2 separate regions of the Homo sapiens genome follow, and region 1 is linked to region 2. Evidence: chromatin loops called from intact Hi-C (ENCODE). Cell type or tissue: sigmoid colon. All regions are shown on one strand. Each heading gives the region's core, and the rest is flanking DNA. Links, peaks and the distances in the headings are about the cores only.

Region 1 (11,014 bases), core at 3,707-8,706, 450 kb after region 2:
AAGGCCTCTTCCTGCCCAGGCAACGGCTGGAAAGAACAGGAAAAGGCAGGGGGAAAGCCTGAAGTCCCAAGGAGAAATACAATGTTTCCGTCCTTGGGCATGGACAGGGGTCTGGAGCTCAGTGCTTCATCCGTTTAGGAATTCCATTACCTAGTCTCCAGGGCTCTCTGGCGGCTTGAGCCCCCAGATGCTCTGGTGGAGGCTGTGCGCCGCTCCTCCGCCCTCCTCCTGCCTGGCTGTCGGCCGCCGCTGCCTGTGCAGGAGGCTCATCGTTATGCCAGGGCTGTAGGTCTGCTCAAAGCTTCCCAGTCACCAGAAACATGTTCTTCTGGGGCTGCCTTTCCCACTTGGCTGGCGGTGCCTGACTTGCATATGAAACCGGCCCTTGGGGGCAGTAGGCTGGCGTGTCAGCCTCTCAATGCTAGACCAACAGACCCAGCCAGATTCTCAAGGCAGCCTCAGCCTGCCCTTTCTTCCCAAGAACACATGGGGTCTTTTTAGAAGAGCCATCGTGAGAGATGCTAAAATTTCAACTTTGTAAGAACCAACAATGACCAGAATAATAATGGGGCACATCTCCCTGATGCTACATGCTTTCACTTGTCTTAGAAGGGAGCTTTTTTTTTTTTTTTTGAGACAGTTTTACTCTGTCGCCCCAGGCTGGAGTACAGTGGCGCAATCTCGGCTCACTGCAACCTCCACCTCCTGGGTTCAAGCAATTCTCCTGCTTCAGCCTCCCGCGTAGCTGGGATTACAGGTGCACACCACCATGCCCAGCTAATTTTTGTATTTTTAGTAGAGACGGGGCTTCACCATGTTGGCCAGGCTGGTCTCAAACTCCTGACCTCCGGTGATCGGCCCTCCTAGACCTCCCAAAGTGCTGGGATTACAGGTGTGAGGCATCGCGCCCGGCGGAAGGGAGCCAATTTTTGTGACATCTGTGGTTTCCCATTGCGCCTTGAGCTGCAGAAGCCAGGCAGGCCCCAGGGCTGCTGGTCCACTGGTGGTGTTGGAGATGCTGCTAGAGGGGCTCAGCCCCTGCAGTGTTAAAGGCACAGGCTGAAGCTCATCTTGTCAATCATCAAGATGCTGATTGAATATCCCCAGGGGATTCTGAGACTGGGCCTTGTAACTTTAGGTGCTGTTGAAGGTCTGATCACGCCTGCACACAGCCTGCCATTTCCCAGGGATTTAAGGGTCTACTCAGGACTGCCCCTTCCACATTGTCCTCCTTGGTCTCCCCGCTGAGCTAGGGCTTCTTCTCCAGGGTCTCCTGCCACTCTGTGCATAAATCCATCACTGCTCTTACTCCTGGAAGAGCAGGTGACCCTTGAACAACATGGGGGTTGGGGCGCCAACCCCTTAACAGCGGAAAATCCACATATAACTTTTGCCTCTCTCAGAACTTAACTACTGATAGTCTATGTTGACCAGAAGCCTTGCTGATAACATAATCAGTTGATTAACATACATTTTGTATGTTCTAGGTATTAGACACTATTCTCACGAGAAAGTGAGTTAGAGAAAAGAAAATCATAAAGAAGAGAAAATATATTTGCTCATCATGACATGGAAGCGGATCATCTTAAAGGTCTTCATTCTTGATGTCTTCATGTCAAGTAGGCTGAGGAGGAGGAGGAAGAGGAGGGATTGGTCTTGCCATCTCAGGGGTGGCAGAGGCAAAAGAAAATCCATGCATAAGTGGACCGTGCAGTTCAAACTTGTGTTGTTCAAGGATCAACTGTGTAGGCTTTCTCCTTCTCTAGACGGGACTTCAAGATAGAATGGACCCTCTGTCATCATTTTTGCATCTCCAACAGCCACAACAGTGCTTTATATATAACAAATGACCAATAAATGCCTATCAAATGCATTGAATAATGGAGAATGCCTTTCCGTCCTTTGAATCACAGCTTAAGGGATTACCTCTTCCAGGAAGTCTTTTGGGTTAATGGAGGGCACCTTCACCTTTCAGTATAATCCTAACCCTCTCTTGTTTTTGAAAAGAGTTAATGGGGCATAATGAATAGTCATATCTAATATTTACTAAGCACTTACGACCTGCCAGGCTGTGTTATAAGCACTTTACTTGCATTCCTTTACTTGATTCTGATAATAATCTGCTGAATTAAGTTATATTACTATCATTCCCACTTTGCAGATGATGAAACTGAGAAGCTGAGGCACAGAGAGGTTAAAAAACTTAAGGCTGGGCGTGGTGGCTCACACACCTGTAATCCCAGCACTTTGGGAGGCTGAGGTGGGAGGATCACCTGAGGTCAGGAGTTCGAGGCCAGCCTGGCCAACACGGCAAAATCCCGTCTCTACTAAAAATACAAAAATTAGCCGGGTGTGGTGGCAGGTGCCTGTAATCCCACTGCTCTGGAGGCTGAGGCAGGAGAATCGCTTAAACCCGGGAGGTAGAGGTTGTGGTGAGCCAAGATAGCATCACTGTACTCCAGCCTGGATGACAGAGTGAGACTCCATCTCAAAAGAAAAAAAGAAACTAACTTAAGTTGACATATGGCCAAAGTGGAGAAAGGATGAAACCCACCCAGTTTGACTTTAGGCCTGCTTACGCATGCTGTCCTGCTGTCTCTGAGTTTTATTTTGGCTGCATATTGAATAAATGACTAAAAATCTAGAGCGGTGGTGACAGAACTTTCTAGTATGCAGAAATGTTCTATATCTGAAATGTCCAATCAGTAGCCACTAGCCTTATGTGTTCATTGAGCACCTGAAATGTGGCTAGTGTTTCTGAGAAAGTAAATGTTCAAATTTTAATTAATGCAAATTTAAATAGCCCCATGAGTTTAGTGGCTACTATATGGGACAATGCCACTCTAGGACAGAAAGGACCTATTTTTAAATTTTTAATTATTATGGGTACATAATAGTTGTCTATATTTACGGGGTACATACAATGTTTTCATATAGGCATACGATGTGTAATAATCACATCAGGGTAATTGGGGTATCCGTCACCTATCATTTCTTCGTGCTAGGAACATTTCAATTCCACTTTAAAATATACAATAAATTATTGTTAACTACAGTCACCCTACTGTGCTACCAAATGCTAGATCTTATTTATAAGGAAGGACATATTTTAATTTTCTTCTCTAAACATCTTACCATGTAACCCATGGTCATCAAAAGGACTCTTTCTGAATGGCTGCATATTAGTATCTCTCTGAATTGGGGAAACATCCAGTGATCAGCCTGGAGTGAATTAGTGAAACAAACTCAATCTTAGTCCTTGAAGTCTCCTTTCTACTCAAGCGGCTTTCTGAGTACATGAAAAATGTACAATTCTAGTTTGTTCACTCACAGAGGCCTGGAGAAGATTAGGTGCTCAGCGGAAGACTGGCAAACTAGAGCTGGGATAAGGGACAGGAAGGAGCTTCCCTTATCAGTGCTAGACCTGGTCTTAGGCATTCTCTTATTCCATCCCCAAAACAATTGAGGGACCTACCTTCAATTGTAAAATAGGATTCCCATCTCACAGCTGAGGAAAACTCAGAAAGGTTAAGAAACTCCCTCAGAGAGAGGCACTCAGAAAGAGAGCTGTGGTTTCAGCTGGGTTTGTCTGATTCCAGCGGCCATGGATTGTGGTTGGAGGATGAGGGGTCACTGTTCAATGGTAAAGGGAGGTACTCGAGGCTGACCATCTGTTCAAAGAGTGAGTGTGTGTTATTATCGCTCCCACAGTGATGCAAGGCACGTAGTTAGAGTTAGTGCCTGAGCCAGAGACCTGTTTCCTTCCTTCCTTCCTTCTTTCCATTTTCCCTCCCTTTCCTTGGCCCTCCCTTCCTCCCTCCTTCCTTCCCTCCCTCTTTCTTTCTATCTCTCTCTCTCTCTCTTTCCCTCTCTCTCTCTCATACACATAACACACATAATAATAAATCCAGATTTCAAAGATTCAGTATGAAAGGGTATAAAATATCTCATCAATAATCTCTGAATTAATTTTGTTGAAATGATCATATTTTGGATATACCAGGGTTAAATAACATGACAGAGAAATTATATTAAAGTTTATTTAACCTGTTTCTTTACTTTTTGGATGTGACTACTAGGATATTGTAAATTCCATAGTGGGTCAGGTGAGGTGGTTCACGCCTGTAATCCCAGTGCTTTGGGAGGCCGAGGTGGAAAGATCGCTTGAGGCCAGGATTTTGAGACCAGCCATCTCTACAAAAAATTTAAAAATTAGCTGGGTGTGATGTCTCACACCTGTAGTCCCAGCTACATGGGAGGCTGAGGTGGGAGGATCGCTAAAGCCCAGGAGTTCAAGGCTTCAGTGAGCTATGATTGCCTCACTGCACTCCAGCCTAGGTGACAAAGTGAAACCCTGTCTCTATAGAAATAATAATAAATAAATAAATTGCATCGTGGCTCGCGTCATATTTCTATCGGACAGACTGGTCTACAGGATTGCGTGTATGAGTCTGCATGAAACACCAATGACTTGTCAAAACTCTCCTCAGCCTGAGCAAATGATTTCATCCCACTAATACCCACACTGAAACAAAGTGAAACTGGCTAGGTACGCACAGACTTTGGCCTCTGCCTGGTCCGTGGCCCCTCTTGGGTATGATGCTGAGGACACCAGCTGGAATTGCTCACATTTTTTCCCTCTGCACACAGAGCACATGAAGCTCTGTCCTTTCTTTGCCTTGAATGGCACTAGCATTTCTTTCTTGAGCAAGGTGCTTCGTCATTCCTCTGAGGAAGGCAGGTGATGAAACCGTGACACAGAAAAATGGCCTGCTCCCTCCAAGGCCATTCCCAAAGGCCGTGGCCGAGCAGAGCCAAGCATGCCATCTACCATGAAGCTGACCACCCTCAACTGCCTGGACGTTCTTTTCTGGCTAACGATCTTACAGCAGTGGACAGATTCAACACACAGGCTTCCAGGGGAAAGGATGGTGGTGTCCGATAGTCTCTGACCCCTCCCATGATCATAGTATTCAACCCTCCCTGGGCTCAGTGACTTATTTCCTCCTCTTGGAGGTGGGAAGTGCTATAGTATTCCTCTTTGATGATTTAAAAGTGGTATATGCCTTTTACTCTTTCCTCTTTATATCCAGCCCTCTCCTTTCTCTGTGCTGCTTTTACACCAGTTTCCATAGTAACAACCTCTATTGTATCCCTGACTGAGAAGGGAAATCATGCAGATGTTCGAAGGGATACAACACCTTCCAGCAGCTATTTTGATGCACCGGCTCCTTATCTCCCTCACTAATTTTCTCGTCCTTCTCTTCTCCTTACTGCTGCCCCTTCCTCCAAATACTTACAAACCCATCCCAAGCTCCCTGTCTCCCCAGTGTGAGCCTGGGGGAGTGGGCAGGGAGAAGGAGAGTGCTGGCAGAGGAGGGAGAGGTCTCATTACGAATCTTAATCTTTCAGGTGGCTTCAGACAGAATGACAGGCACCAGTCCCGGACAGGACACGCACAACACAAAAGCTATGGGAGGTAGAATCAAAAGTACCAGAGCCCAAGAGCCGTGGAAGATGGCTCTCCGATTGCCTTCAGACAAGCACCCTTACCTGAATGCTTGCAGAATAAACAGACTGCCTGAACTATCTGTGCCACCAACCCCACCCCGCTCGCTCCTGCCCCAGCCTCATGAATAGCTCCTGCACCATATCTGTGAGTTTGAAGGTCTGTCTTCCTTCTACGCATTTCCCTTGGAGAGATCAGCCACCTTTTCTGATGGGCAGGGCAGAGGTGGAAATACAGCGCACGCACACACACACACACACACACACACACACACACACACACACACACACCAGGGCTTTGAAGACCTGCAACAACAGAGTTGCCCACCTTTCCTCCAGCAGCCAGGCTCAGCCGGCCACCTGGGAAGGCAGGAGGAATGGGGGTTCATCAGTCATCTCCCGAAATTGTTTGATGAGTTCTTTGCACCATTCCTCCTTGGAACTGGACATGATTCTTTTGATTACACAAGCCTGACAGCCGATCATAATAACCATGTAACTGAAGAGAACCTATTCCTGTCCAGCGGCATTATTTGTTCACCTAAAGCAAAGCCTGAGCTATATTTAGCATATGATGTCAGCGGGTTGTTTGGATTCTTGGAAATTGGCAGGAAGCCACCTCTCACATGATATATGAAATCACTGATAAATGCTTCTTTTCACCAAAAGAAAAACAGCTTAATAAATGTGGCCCTTTTCTGCTTTCATCTTCCCTCCCTTCCCTTGGCCCTCCCTCCCTCCCTCCCTCTCCTGCACCCTCCTTCCTTCCAGCCAGCCCCTCTCCCTCCACCGCCTCCCACCCCTGCCACATCTGGGATTTGTCTTTCTGTGGCACAGCTCAGCAGAGCCTGTGAAGTGGAAATGAGTTGCTCAGTATCACAGATCAAAATGAGGCTGTTGGGATGCTCAGGATGTTTTTTTCCTCTCCTCAAGCCTGGAAGGCTGCCAAAGTGCTCGTGAATCAGACGCACATGCACAAAAAGGCAAATCTATACAGCAGTGGCTTTATGGGGCCCGGTATTGACGGCATAGCACTAGCTCTGGGTTGCTGTTTTGCAGGCAAGGATGGGAAATAGATAGTGATTCAGGACTGCCATTAAGTGTGGAAACAGCCCCTGTACAGATTGTATGTAATAAACCCAGCACAGAGAGAAGCTGTAAGCAGCTCTGGATTTGCTGCCCTGGATCAGCCACGAGGCCCATCAAGTTCAAGCTCCCGATAGGTGTGGTGGTTAATACCTGGTGCTCTATCTTCCCCATCCTGCACTGAGTCCATTATACTAAAGCTGTCAGAGGGGTTGGAAGGGGTTGTGTGTGTGGAATTAAATTAATTCTTGCCCTCCTGTGGAGATCAGTTTATATGGCCTGAAGCACAAGATTTAATTACCCTTATCTTAGCTCGTGTAAAAACCAATGTCATTATTGATCATGGATTCACCAGGTCCCTTTCACAATCAGCTGTAACATTTAACTCAGTGACCCCCTGCAGGCCACGGGAAATGGGGGAGCAGCAGCTCCCAGTGGTGGTTTATTGACATTTATTTGTCCTCAGCTTCATCCAGTGGCCTCCTGTCTGCCACTGGAAGATACTGTGAAGACAAGAGAGGGGCTTGTTTCAGCCCTTTAGTATCTTGGATACCTTCATGATAGTCCCTTCTAACACAGGCTCTGTCAAGGCCAAGCAATCCTGGCATGGGTGATATCAGCCGGCCTATGAGGGACCTGCAGAGTTTCAAAAACAGCACCGTGACACTGACTGCAACTGGCCTTTCTCCCACACGCACACATGCGCAGAGCTAGCTCGTCTTCATCCTGGATGGGAGAGAAAAACAAAAAGGAAGGAGGAGGGAGGGAGAGCAAACCATGTCTGTATTCTTGATGTAACTGCCTCAATTTTTTACTGGGGTGAGGAATGGATGCAGCAATGAATAGACAGGTGAACAGACAAACAGGTGAATGGACGGATGCTTACATTAATTAATCAACAGTGAGAAATCCCACAAAATGAACACCGGTTGTAGGAAAAAGCTGTTCTTCCAACCAGTCTTCTAATTAGCATTCATCTGGGGCTCTATATAGAAACTGCAGACGAGTGGAGGGCTGTATTTTAATTGGAATTATTTTTTTTTTCTTGCTTAAAATGAGGGGTATTGGACCCGGATGCCCTGTTAGATCCCTTTCAGCCTCTGAAATTCTAAGGTTCTGTAATTCTGTGATTCTGCAACTTTATGAATCACTCAGGGTAAATTAACTTTTTTCTGGAAAGCAACTGTCCTCCTCTTCCCCTAGGTGCAGCGAGCGAGCTCTGCTCTGAGATAGGGTCCTATCCTCAGACATGGATGCTTCTGGAATCCTTCCTGCATGGGGGATTGGGACTTCTCTGGGACCTGAAGAGCCAATAAATACCCCTCTTCTGGAAGGACATTTGTCCTCACCAAGAACACAGCTCATCTGGGCTCTCTGGAGGGCCAGGATAGTGTTTATAATGATGATGACAATTTCTGTTTTATGCAAAGACCAATTCTTTTAGCCTAAGCTGCTCAAGAAGTTTGCCATCATTTCTATCAGCCCCAGATCTCACATAGAATAGCACCGTCGCAGCTGGCAGAGCACCACGTGACAGGGACAAATAACTCACTTGCCCAGCTCTGGGCCAGGGCTGGCCCACAGTTTCGCTGGCACTGGGCTGCAATCACAGTCTGTCTCATCACATTACCTTGGAGGAGGTGCAGGAAGCCCAGGCGAGGTCGGGAGAGAGATGGAGAAAGTTGAAAGATTTAGTATTCTCACAGTTGCCTGGGAGAACACAGCACAGCATGCAGAGCCACAGTGGCACAGCGTGCAGGGCCACAGTGGCACAGCGTGCAGGACCACAGGGCCACCCTCGGGGTGGGTCAGGAGCCAGAGGGAGAGTGGGACAGTGGCAGGAGCTGTTAGGGTGGTTTCCATGGGAAGGAAAAGCAAGGCAGGGTGTGCGGGCTCGGGACCGGCTAGCTGTGTTTGCAAGTGGCACCCCTGCGAAATTCACCTTTACTGTGACTGTCAGAGTGTAGAGTTTAAAGTTATCTGAGGACTCCAGATGTCTACGGGTATATTAGCCAGGGTTCTCCAGAGAAACAGAATCAATAGAAGCATGCGGAGCGGAGGGATGGGTGAAGAGAGGGAGAGAGAGAGACATTTTAAGGAATTGGCTCACATTATTATGGAGGCTGAAAAGTCCAAAATCTCCAGCAGGCTGGAGACCCAGGGAGATGATGTTGCAGTTCAAGTTAGAAGACCGTCCACTGGCAGAATTCTCTTCCTAGGGTCAGGCTTGGCTCTACTGGAGCCTTCAGTTGATTGGATGAGGCCCACCTGCAACATGGAGGGCCACCTGCTTTGCTCAAAGCCTGCTGATTTAAATGTTAATCTCTTTCAAAAACACTCCCACAGAAACATTCTGAATAATGTTGGACCACACATCCAGGCAGCACAGCCCAGCCAACTTGACACATAAAGTTAACCATTGCAACGGGTGAGTCACAATTGGCTTAGGTTGGCAAATAGGGCCTTAGGTGGATGTCAATGCATCACTTTACAGAAATTAAAAGCATGGTTAATACCGAGTCATTGATTCCTTACAGGGGTAGCTCTTGTGGGGCAGGATCTGTGACAGGGCCTCACTTCCCAATACCTTCACCCAGGTGACTTCACGCTTCCCTTGGGAAGGCACCTTGTAGCTTGCAAAATGCACTCACTCCACTCTCTGATTATCTGATTCTCCCAACACCCGGCAAGGTCAGCCTTATTATCCTCATCTCAGAGACATGAGAACATGAATGGGGAGGTGAGGTGACTTGGACAACTTGCGAGTGAAGGAAGTCAGACTGGATTCCATCTTCAGATTCCAAATGCCAGGAGCTGGCATGCAGTGAGAGATTGCCTGTGTCAGGCACACTTTCTGTGCTTCCTTTGTACTAACTTGATTTTTCAGAACAACTCAATGAAGGAGCCATTACTGTTTAACAGGCAGGGAAACTGAGGCACTCTCAGTGTATCACACAAGGTGGGCTGGCATCTGGGGCCAGCTTGGAGTCCAGAATCTTCATCATCTCGCTCCTGCCTCCCACACAGCCCGGGCAATGCCCTGTCCCCCCATCCCCAACCCCAGCACACTGCCGCTTACCCACACCTCTTAGCCTATCTTCGGAGACTGCTAGCAATCACCCTTTGAGCAAGTGTAACTGAGGGATAGCATAAAGATTTGGAAATGGAAAACAGAGAAATCCTCAAAGTGGAACAAGCTCTCAGAATGAGGCTGGGGCTGCCTAAAGCAAGCACCACCTCCTCAAACACCCTGTCTAGGAGCGGTCCCAGTTGACCCAGCTTATCAGGAAGGGCTCCAGATGTGGCTTCCCTGTGAAGCATCTCTGGTCTCAAAGCAGGGTCCCTTTTTGCTGTCCTCGCATTACACACTGGGCCCTGCTATTGCCTTCGTCATGATCTGCCCAACATGGGAAGCACATTCATTCAAGAAACATTTGCTGAGTGCCAGGCACTGTGCTGGGGGCCAAGAACTTAGAGACAGGGAGGAAGGTAGCCCTGGCCTCAAGGCAGTCTCAGGCTAACTGAAAAGACAGGCCTGCCAACCAGGCAGTACCAACCCGATGGCTGTACCAACCTGATGACTGGCAGCTGGCCCTGCCTCCCCATTAAGGCCTCCAGAAAGCACCCTGGACCCACAGAGTGAGGCACCATCAGCTCTGCCTAAGGGATGCTGGCAGTTCCGTGGGGAGAGAGAAGGCGGCCTAGAGCTGAAAGACAGTCCACAGATGCAAGAAGGGGCAAGGGCAGCTGGCAGAGGGAACAGCACGTGCAAAGACACGGAGGCATGAGAGCATTTAGTTTTGCTCAGCTGGAGCACACGGCATATGGAGCCAGGGCCAGAAGGACACCAAAGGCGGTCAGGTTAGGTGGTAAACAGCCTGAGGGCCCACCAAAGAGCTTGGATCTGTTCTAAAAATACCCTTCCTGGCCCTTGTGCAATCTTGCCATTGTTTCAGAAGCCTTGCGAACAATGTGTGAAGGGCTCTGCAATCCTCCAGGGAGTTACGGAGTCCTGGGAAGGAGCCTGGGGCTGGATTTTGACTCCTGACCTCGAGGAATTTATAATCTAGGTGAGAGCAAGACTAAGTATGTGAAATATTAGCGGCCATCCCGGGAGAAAAATGAAATGTCAGGCAGTGTGGCCAGGATAGTTAAGTGCGGTGAGAGTTGGTGAAGGGATGGGATTAGGGTGCTTCCATGTGCAGATTAATAAATCAGAAAAAGTTGTTGCTTCCTGCTTCTAAACTGGGCAAAGCCCTCACCACTGGCTTCTCTGTGAGACCCTGTAGTTTTTTTCTTAGGGGATTTTCCAAGCACAGCCTCATCAGCTCTCTTCAGCGTGGAGGCTATTTCCCTTTTGGCCAGTACCTATTAACTTACCCTTCTCCCAGATGAATTTCACTTTCCTCAGCTGAACCTG
Region 2 (11,014 bases), core at 3,758-8,757:
TATGGAGAGGGGGCCTTTAAGAGGTGATTGGGCCATGATATCTCTGTCCTCATGAATGGATTCATCCATTTGTGGATTAACAGATTAATGGGTGATCATGGGAGTGGAACTGGTGGCTTTATAAGAAGAGGAAGAGAGACCTGAGTACACTAACACACTCAGCCCCCTGTCCATGTGATGCCCTGCACTGCCCTGGGACTCTGCAGAGTCCCCAACAGCAAGAAGGCTCTCACTAGATGTAGACCCTTGACCTTGGACTTCTCAGTCTCCATAACTGTAAGAAATACATTTCTTTTCTTTTTTTCTTTTTTTTTTTTTTGAGACAGGTTTTGCTCTGTCACCCAGGCTGGGCTGCAGTGGTGTGGTCATGTCTCACTGCAGCCTCAATGTCTTGGGCTAAAGGTGTTCTCCCCACCTTAGCTTCCTGAGTAGCTGGGACGACAGGTGTGCACCACCACGCCCAGCTAATTTTTTTAATTTTTTACTTTTTTCATAGAGATGGGGTCTCCCTATGTTGCCAAGGCTGGTCTTGGATTCCTGGCCTCAAGTGTTCCTCAGGCCTTGGCCTCCTAAAGTGTTGGGATTATAGGCATGAACCACTGTGATTGGCTCAAATTCCTTTTCTTTATAAATTACCCAGTTTTAGATATTCTGTCATAAGCAACAGAAAATGGACTCAGATGCTCCTTCTAAGGACCCCTCAGCGATTTGTATTTTATGCTAGTAGATGGAACAAATGCAAATTCCTGGTAGGTCTTGAGAAGTACAGGTGGTGTATTCTAATTCAGGATTGATGACTCAGGACTCTGGATTTACATTTTCTCACATACCATTAGCCAAGCATGGTGGCGGGCGGGGCGCCTGTAATCCCAGCTACTGGGGAGGCTGAGGCAGGAGAATCGCTTGAACCCAGGAGGTGGAGGTTGCAGTGAGCCAAGATCGTGCCACTGTACTCCAGTCCACTGAATCCCGACTCCAGCTCTAGGGTGGTGGAGTCTGTGTGCTGCCATGTGCTGTGGTTGCTGTGGGGATCTCACTCTCCCCATCCCACTCCCACTGTCTGCCCCGGCTTTCTCTGTGCCTCATTGTCCCATCAGTCAGGGAGACTCACCACAGCCGCTATCATTGTAACATCAGTGTTGAACAATAATCGAAACCCAAATAGAGATCTCCCCTCTCCTTAAAAAACATTCTAATAATATTCCAAGGTCAGGGCCAACAGTACAAAAACATTGTTCTCATTAATGTGCACACATATATTGAATGTACATGCTTTATTTTGACTCAAATTTTCCAACATGGGTCTAACTGTGAATAGCTGAAGATACTTTTTTTTCAGTTTTGCTTTTTTTTTTTTTGAGATGGAGTTTTGCTCTTGTTGCCCAGGCTGGAGTGCAATGGCATGATCTCAGCTCACGGCAACCTCTACCTCCTGGGTTCAAGTGATTCTCCTGCCTCAGCCTCCCGAGTAGCTGGGATTACAAGCATGCGCCGCCACGTCCGGCTAACTTCATATTTTTAGTAGAGATGGGGTTTCACCATGTTGGTCAGGCTGGTCTCGAACTCCTGACCTCAGGTGATCCGCCCATCTAGGCCTCCCAAAGTGCTGGGATTACAAGCATGAGCCACCATGCCCGGCCTAGTTTTGCATTTTTTATGGATACAGAATACTTATACATATTTATGGGGTAAATGTGATATTTGGATACAAGCATACAATGTGTAGTGATCAAATTGTCGTATGTAGGGTACCCATCACCTTGAACATTTATCATTTATTTGTGTTGGGAACATTTCAAATCTTCTAGCTATTTTGAAATATACAATATATTATTGTTAACTATAGTCACCCCACTGTGCTATCAAACACTGAAACTTATTCCTTCTATCTAACTGTATGTTTGTATCCACTAACCAGGCTCTCTTCATCCCTTCTCCTACCTTTCCTAGCCTCCGGTCTCTATCATTCTACTCTCTCCCTCCACGAGACCAACTTTTTTTTAGCTCCCACATAGAAGTGAGGTCACACAATATTTGTCTTTCTGTGCTTGGCTTATTTCATAAAATGGACTGCAGTTCCACCCATGTTGCTGCAAATGAAGGATTTCATTCTTTTTTATGACTGAATAGTATCCCATTGTGTATGAATATATATATATACACCATATTAAAAAATTCAGTCTAGATGAATATGCTTTGTATGAATTCAGGCTTCTGGCAAAAGCGTTTCATGGGTAGAAACATTGAAGATTGTCCCTTTGGCATGTGAAGGAGAGAATAACTAATTTTACTCGGGGCAGGGCACTGGTGTGTGTTTGTGTATGTGTGTGTGTGTGTGTGTGTGTGTGAGACACTGGAGTATGAGAGAACATTTCTGAAGCCCAGCTCATGCAAGAGAACACCTTCCTCAGTATCTTTGGAGGTCTTTGAGTGGGTTTGGCCTCACCATATCCTTTCACGAATCTTGGGACCCTTGCCAAATTTTGCAAATCTGTTTCAAGCCTTGGTGATCTCTTTTTGCACTTTCTGCAGAAATTGGGGACCAAGGCTGACCTTGCTCTCTATTTCCTTTTTTTTTTTTTTAATTTGAGGAGTGCAATGGTGTGATCTCAGCTCACTGCAACCTCCGCCTCCTGAGTTCAAGCGATTCTTCTGCCTCAGCCTCCTGAATAGCTGAGATTACAGGTGCCGGTCACCACGCCCGGCTCATTTTCATATTTTTAGTAGAGACAGGGTTTCACCATGTTGGCCAGGCTGGTCTCGAATTCCAGACCTCAAGTGATCCACCTGCCTCAGCCCCCCAAAGTGCTGGGATTACAGGCATGAGCCACCGCGTCCGGCCTCTATTTTCTTTTAATTAAATTCCAGTTGAAAGTTGTCAATGAAGTTATAAAACTGATACATACAGGATCCCAGAAAGAAAAGAAAATACAAGCAAGCAAAGTAAGGATTCTTCTTCTTTTTTGTTTTTTTCTTTAAATGACATTTGGCAAGACTGGCTACTTTGTCATGAAATCATCGGAATTCTCTTTTAATCTTCCCATGAAAACCTGTGTACTTCGGGATTCAGAGTCACATGAATCTTTGCCTGGCAGGAATGTAAATGTTTTGAGAAGGCTGTTGTCTTTTCGAGTTTGAGCCACAGCAGAAGCCGAAGGGCCTGTAGATGAAGGCTAGGTGGGGCCTGCTAATGTTCTGGGCAATTTCTAACTCTGACAAGACACAGATACCTCCCTTCCTTCCCCCGCCCCAAACATCTCCTGTCACCTTCAGTAGACCGCAGGCTCGTGGGGGCGGTGGAGAGAATGCTCCCTTCTCCCTGTTCTGGCCACTCTGACGTGGCTGAGGGGCTGGAGGAGGTCCCCAGTCGAAGCCCAACCTATGGTTTACACCATGACGATTCCTTTGCCCCTTTTTGCGTGGGGGTGAGATTATGGGAAAGGGACTCCAGGGTCCTCTCTGAATTTTATTTATTTATTTATTTTTTTATGTTTTGAGACAGAGTTTTGCTCTTGTCACCCAGGCTGGAGTGCCGCGGCATGGTCTCGGCTCACTGCAACCTCCGTCCACCTCCCGGATTCAAGCAATTCCCCTGCCCCAGCCTCCCAAGTAGCTGGGATTACAGGTACATGCCACCACGCCTGGCTAGTTTTTGTATTTTTAGCAGATACAGGGTTTCACCATGTTGGCCAGGCTGGTCTCGAACTCCTGACCTCAGGTGATCTGCCTGCCTTGGCCTCCCAAAGTGCTGAGATTACAGGCATGAGCCACCACACTCGGCCTCCTCTGTGAATTTTAAACTGTGCACGTCTGACCTGAATGCACAGCTCTCAGTGTCCCCAGAACAGGGCCCCGCACCCATCTGATCCCTGAGACTGAGGAGGAGGAAAGGGATGGAGAGAACAGAGCTTCATCTGAGGGTGGTCAGACAGCCGGGTGCTAAGGAGCCTGTGTCAGCCAAAATGGAGGAAGAAACAGGCCTTCCTGCCTTTCCCGCTCTCTCTGTCCAGCCTAGCAGGTCCACTTGAATGCCCACTGACGGCTGCAGGTTGAGGTTCTGCCTTTGGCCAGTGTCGTTTCCAGCCAGGTAGACACCCATGGGGAGAGGTGGGGCTGCTAAGTGGGGCACCAGGCTCGGAGTCAGGAGGCCAGGCTCGGGCCCCAGGGCTGCTACATTATTAGTGCTGCTATTTGGCATGTGGCAAAGTGTTTCTCATCTCCAGAGACAGGGTTTCACCATGTTGGCCATGCTGGTCTCGAATCCCTGACGTCAAGTGATCCGCCCATCTCAGCCTGTCCACGTAACTGGCACTGTCCACATCATCGAGGTCTGGTGGGGCTCCAGTGAGAATGGTGCTTGTGAACTGAAGCTCATGGTGCTGGTGTCAGGGTTGGCTCTGCAGCGGGTTTCATCTGGTGGCTGTAGATTAAGGTTGAGTAGTACCAGGCTTGTCTGGAAATGGGAAAATCCAGATTTTCATAGATTTTTAGTACATTAGAGCTGGATGGAAACTTAGCAAATATTTACTCCAATTCCACCATTGGACAGATAAGGAAACTGAGTCTTAGAGAAGGGGAAGTCACTTGAAGGGTTGTGCTGGGTCATTTGAACAGCCCTGGGAGAGGCCCTGGAGAAACTCTACTCCGTAAGCGAGGCCACATACCAAGGTGACCTTTCCCTGCCAATGGAGAGTGTTGTTCACTCAAAAATAGAACTAAGCTGGGCGTGGTGGCTCACGCCTGTAACCCCAGCACTTTGGGAGGCTGAGGCGGGTGGATCACTTGAGGTCAGGAGTTCAAGACCAGCCTGGACAACATGGTGAAACCCGATCTCTACCAAAAATACAAAAATTAGCCTGGCGGTGCCTGTAGTCCCAACTACTTGGGAGGCTAAGGCAGGAGAATTGCTTGAACCCGGGAGGCAGAGGTTGCAGTGAGCCGAGATCACGCCACTGCACTCCAGCCTGGGCAAAAGAGCAAGACTTCATCTCAAAAACAAAAACAAAAACAAAAACAAAAACAAAACAAAAATAGAACTGATGATATGAAAGGCAGATGGCAGAGCTGAAAGATCCAACCCCTAGAGGAAGAACAGAGGCCCAAAGGAGAAGACCGGGGGTGGGATCCAGGCGGTGCTACTGTTACTATTTCTCATGGCAAGTCTCTTGACCTTATGACTACAGGTGAGCCTCCGCGACTCTTCCAACTCCCAGAGCAGCCTGAGGATCAAAGGTGCCTGTTAGTAGCCACTCCTTTAGGGCGGGCGGGGGCCAGGAAGAAGCCGTGACTCACAGGTACTGCCTGCTGGAGGGCTCTTTCTCTGCAGCAAATTGCTCTGGTGGAGAATTATAGGTGTGGAAGAGACTAACCTTAAAGGCTACAACTTTATAGGGTGTGAATAAAGGCTGACGCATGGTGCTTCCTAACAAAATAAGGGGAAGCTCCAGCTCCTGACCTCATCCAGAGAGGTCTTGACTTGTTCAGCGGGGCTTGGGTTGCTGGCGTTGCCTGGGATGCAGGCGGCACAATACCAGAGACCTAGGAGCAAATGAGAAACCCAGGCGCCAGGCCAGGAGAACAGGGCCTCGTCTTTCGGAAGATCTGGATACGTGCAGGCTCTGCACTTTCTTTGCTTTGAGACAACTGACTCCTGCAATTCCAATCACACAGGGACAACTGGGGAGGGACAGCTGTGTCCTTGCTATTTCAGGCATGTTGAGAACGTCCAGAAGGAAAATAATCTCTCATTCTCTCATGTTCCCCCACCCCAAAACATACACAAACCTATCGGGGCTGTGAGCCTCTCTGGCAAGATCTCTGGAGGTATCTGTACTCTGCCTTGTTTTATTGGCATTGATGACACGTCTTCCTGGCAAACCTGTATCATTCATTACAGCAGAACATAGGTTCTAGTGTCGTTACTGGAAGAAAATGATTCCTCCCTTCATTGCTCTAGTCTGCTGGACACAGTGTGGGGACTGATTGAAGAGACAGAAACCCCCGAGAAACAGGCCCCAGTTTCAGGCCAGAGCTGCAGGGTTGGGTCTCTCGGCTCATTGTGCAGGAGGAAGAGGAAGAGGGGGGAGAAGGCAGCCATCTGGTTTCCTTGGAAATCACACGGGAAGGTTAGAAGATGGGAGTCCAGGAGATGGAGTGTGGAAGTTTCTGCACCCAGTTCCGAAGCCCAGACTGTGAAGGGAATAGTTATGTTTCTTCTGGAAGCAGCCAGCACACAGTCCCAGAAGGAATCAGAACTGCTGTACAGATTTTTCCTGAAGGGGAGGACTGCCTGCCGCTAACGTCAGCAAGGAGAGACTACCTTGTTCCTCTGAAACCGAGTCAGCTTGCGGAGCTGAGTCAGAGGGAATGTTGTTGCTCACCCTGGAGCAGGGCCAGGATGTGAGGGCTGGACTTTGCTAAAAATAAGCCATTCATGTTTGGACATCATGCTCTGTCTCCTCGGATCCCTGGCATCTGGCGCTGTGCCATGTCCCGTGGCGCCCTGTGGTGTCCTGTGGGTTGAAGCCAGGGGCTGACTCAGGACCAGGATGTTCTCTGGACTCTTTTTCTGCTGGGTTGGGTGCAGCGGAGGCAATGCTTGGTGATGAGTTTTCGCCATCGCAGCTCTGGACCATGCCAAGGGCAGAGGCTGTAGTGGGAGACAGAGCTGGAAGAAGTTGCTGCTCAGGCGGGGGCCCACCCAAGGATGTCACTGGGGTCTGTTCCTCTGAGGGGCTGTCTTTCCTGGCCCTTTGTTGCCCCAACACCCCAGAAGCCAAGATATTTCCCTGACACAGCCCTTCCTAAAGCTGACACCTTTCACCAGCTATTAGGGAGTGGAGGAAGTGAGCAACTGTTTCTCCCAATAAAAAGAACTTTAAGGTGTACTCATTATTTAAAAATCAAACACAAAAAGAAAATATAAGGAAGAAAAAACACCGTCTATTATCTTCCTTCTCCCATAACTTTCTAGAGGAAAGATACATAGTTTTCAATGCACATTTTTGTATGCACGTTCAGGTGAATACATTTTGCTTTGATAAAAATGGGATTGTGTTAACATTTTCCAACTAATTTTCTTACTTTTTAAGAGATCATGGGCTTTTCGTAGCCATAATTACAGACTTACAGGATCGTTTAATAGCTTCATTTAGAGGAAGCATAATTTAACCTAGGCGTCGACAAACTTTTCCTGTAAATGGCCAGATAGTAAATATTTTTGGTTTTGTGGGTCAGATGGTCATTGCTGCAAACACTCAACTCTGTTATTGTAGCTCCAAATTGGTCAAAGACGTAAATGACCAGGTGTGGCTATGTTCCAATAAAACTTTATTCACAAAATAGGTCCTAGACTGGGTTTTGGCCCACTGGCCCACTTGCAGACCTGTGATTTAAACTGTCACCTACTGATGGGCATTTAAGAAGTTTCCAATGTTTTGCTATTAAAAACTGAGCCGAGATGGCGCCATTGCACTCCAGCCTGGGCGATAAAGCAAGACTCCGTCTCAAAACAACACAAAACAAAAAAACAGCACATAAATATGCCTTTGCGTGTATATGTATATGAGCAGGTGTATATTTGTATATATGCATATGTATACATACACACATAGTATATACATATATATGATTTATATATAAACAGGATTAATACACAGATATATGGTGTATATCTATGTGTGTGCGTATATATATACATATATACATATATATATACCTATATATACCCATATACCTATATACACATATATATACCTATATATACCCATATACCTATATATACACATATATACCTATATATACACATATACCTATATATACACATATACCTATATATACACATATACCTATATATACACATATACCTATATATACACGTATACCTATATATACATATACCTATATATACATATATCTCTATATATACATATATACCTATATATACATATATCTCTATATATACATATATACCTATATATACATATATCTCTATATATACATATATACCTATATATACATATATCTCTATATATACATATATACCTATATATACATATATCTCTATATATACATATATACCTATATATACATATATACCTATATATACATATATATACATATATATCTATATATACATATATACCTATATATACATATATACATATATATCTATATATACATATATACATATATATCTATATATACATATATACATATATATCTATATATACATATATACATATATATCTATATATACATATATACACATATATATCTATATATACATATATACCTATATATTCACATATATACCTATATATACACACATATATATGCACATATATACACATATATATGCATATATATATACACACACACACACATACACACACACACACACACACACACACACACCTATACATATATACCTTTCTCTGATGGCATCCCTAAGATAAACTGTAAGATATATTTTTCCTGGGATATCAGAGAGACGATTGTAAACCAACTGCAGATTCTGTTTACCTTGATGAGTTCATGAGCTTCCTTCCACCTCTGATTTTTCTAATGAATGCATTTTGCCCAGGCCTTGATAGAAAAACTACTTTGAAAACAGTCTGCTTCAGGTCTCCCCCATAGGGATGATGCTACATTAGAGGATCCTTCCTCCAAGCACAGCCTGCCCAGGGAGCTTGTTTTTGATGGATGTCAGTGGGCTGGATGGCTTCCTGGGAAGTTCGGAGGAAGTGGACTCCCTCCAGGACAGAGAGCTCTTGAGGTTCTGGGCATGGGGTGGAGCCCATCCAGGTGCCCTGGTAGCCCTGAAGCCCGCCTGGCCTCTGAGAGACATGTGTGGTGCACGCATTTCTAACAGAACACCGGTTAGAGGGTGGGGACCAGGTGGAAAATATATTGAGGACAGCCTCTGCCCTCCAAGAATTCTCTCTTTGCTATGAGAAGCAGAGCCACCCCCACCAAGCATTCCCCTGCTGCCGTGAGAGGCAGCATCAAGTGGGTCTGTGGGAAGGGGTCCTGGTGGGATCTGGCTGACAGGAGGTTTCTGCTTCCTTCACTTTCTTCTTGGGAGGAAGTCAACATTCTCCGGCATCCACTCGTTCTGAGGAGTTAGCAGGGGCTGGTTACAGACGGTTGTGCCGGTGGGAGAAGGTTCAGGGTTGAGTTCTGGAGGGAAGGCAGGGCATGAATTGGCAAGAAATAAAATAAAGAGAGGAAGTTAAAAGGAGCACTGAGGTGAGAGAGAGGGAGAGGGGTTCAGCATGACACACTCACCGTCACTGCCAAGGGTTGTTGGTGAAACGCTGAGCTTCTTGGGGCCTGGGTGTCCTCATCTGTAATGAGAGGGCCTAGGAGAAAGCTCACCTTCTAGCTGGTTCTCTAAGTAGCATGAGTTAAACTGGAAGAAAATGTGTGCGTGTGTGCATGTATGTGTTCATGTGTGCCTACAGGTGTGTGATGCATGTGAGTGAATGTAGCAAAAACATAGTCTTTTAGATTTAGGATCAACTAGTATGAGGCATCCTTGCCAGTCCTTGTGCGTCTCTGCTGAACACGTATTTACATCGGGACAGTGCTGGGTGGCTCAGGGCTGGAGCCAGATAAGCCAGGTGTGGGGCCAAGGGGGTTTGCGGAGAAAGTTTAGTTCACCGTGAGAACCTGGGGCCCAGCTTTGAAGGCCTCCAGGGCCCACTCTGAATAGAACTCGTGATCCCAGGAAGAGAAGTGCTTGGTTTGAGTCTGAGAAGCCAGTGGAGGTTCAGATCAGCTTGCGTGACCGTCACTCTGCAGGAACAGGGAAAGTAAAGTGTCAGACCCAGGACCTGGTGATTTGCAATGAAACCACCACAGTATGGCTGGGGACAGACCCTGGCAGGAGGCAGGATTCCATCCTCCTCCACAGGCTACCTCCACGCTGCATCCTCTTCCCCAAGGTTTGCTGGGAGTGAATGGACCATGGTCCCCATCACTGGGGGGCCTTGTCAATCATTCTGGCTTTTAGTTCTAGAAAGGAAAAACCAACACCAGGCACAGCTGACTTCTCCCTTCATCTTCATGAAGGTCCCTTTTCCTTGAGTTCCATGACACCTTGTTGCTTTTTATTCTGTTCCCCTCAGGCCACAACTTATGAGAATCCTTTGTTGGAGAACTTGTTCCTTTAATTGTGGGTGTTCTTTTTTTTTTTTTTTTTTTTTTGAGATGGAGTCTCGTTCTGTTGCCCAGGCTGGACTACAGTGGTGTGATCTCGGCTCACTGCAAGCTCTGCCTCCCGGGTTCAAGCGATTCTCCTGCCTCAGCCTCCCAAGTAGCTGGGATTACAGGCACTCGCCACCACACCCAGCTAATTTTTGTATTTTTAGTAGAGACGGGGTTTCACCATGTTGGCTAGGCTGGTCTCGATCTCCCGACCTTATGATCTGCCCGCCTCTGCCTCCCAAAGTGCTGGGATTACAGGTGTGAGCCGCCGCGCCCAGCCATTGTGGGTGTTCTTAGCACTCTATCCCTGGCACATTTCTCATTTAATCTTGCATTCACCCCTCAAATCATCCCTGTGGCTTCCAATACCATTTCTATGCCCATATGACTTTCAAATCACCATCTTCTGCCCACCCAGCCTTCTCAGCTCTGGACCTGAGGTCTCACAGGTGCACCCACCTCCACATGCCCCAAACGGAACCCAAGGCCATCTCCCTTCCTGAACCTGCTCCTGCCCTGCAGCACCCCAGCTTCATAAACAGCAGCACCCTTCACCCTGGTTCTCAGGCTGGTACCTTGGGCTTCTTCCTCCATATCCTACTTCCTCCCATGCCTCACCTCCAGTAAATTCCATGTCTGTTCAATTCCAATAAAGATAATAGCTGGCTGGGCATGGTGGCTCATGCCTGTAATCCCAGCACTTTGGGAGGCCAAAGCAGGCGGCTCACAAGGTCAGGAGATCGAGACCATCCTGGCTAATACGGTGAAACCCTGTCTCTACTAAAAATACAAAAAACTAGCCGGG

The links. Peaks named below come from ENCODE experiments on the same cell type or tissue, not always from the same donor. Only the 100,000 strongest peaks of a DNase experiment are listed, where the experiment ranks them.
Region 1: a loop joins it to region 2, with 15 times the contacts of the local background. A loop is called at or near these places in 17 of 110 quality-filtered maps.

Annotation. Positions count from the first base shown.
Region 1 is chr1:234,539,785-234,550,798 of GRCh38, reverse strand. No RefSeq gene overlaps it. Among named protein-coding and RNA genes, the nearest start is that of LINC01354, 14 kb to the right of the region's middle. RefSeq lists enhancers at 7,854-8,354, 8,355-8,855, 10,229-10,732. In sigmoid colon, for the core only: no CTCF peak of the experiment used is centred there; DNase peaks (open chromatin) are centred at 5,728, 6,388, 7,258 and 8,178; H3K27ac peaks cover 1,726 bases.
Region 2 is chr1:234,992,878-235,003,891 of GRCh38, reverse strand. No RefSeq gene overlaps it. Among named protein-coding and RNA genes, the nearest start is that of LINC03108, 18 kb to the right of the region's middle. RefSeq lists an enhancer at 4,756-5,955. In sigmoid colon, for the core only: no CTCF peak of the experiment used is centred there; DNase peaks (open chromatin) are centred at 4,110, 5,231, 5,551 and 6,431; H3K27ac peaks cover 2,133 bases.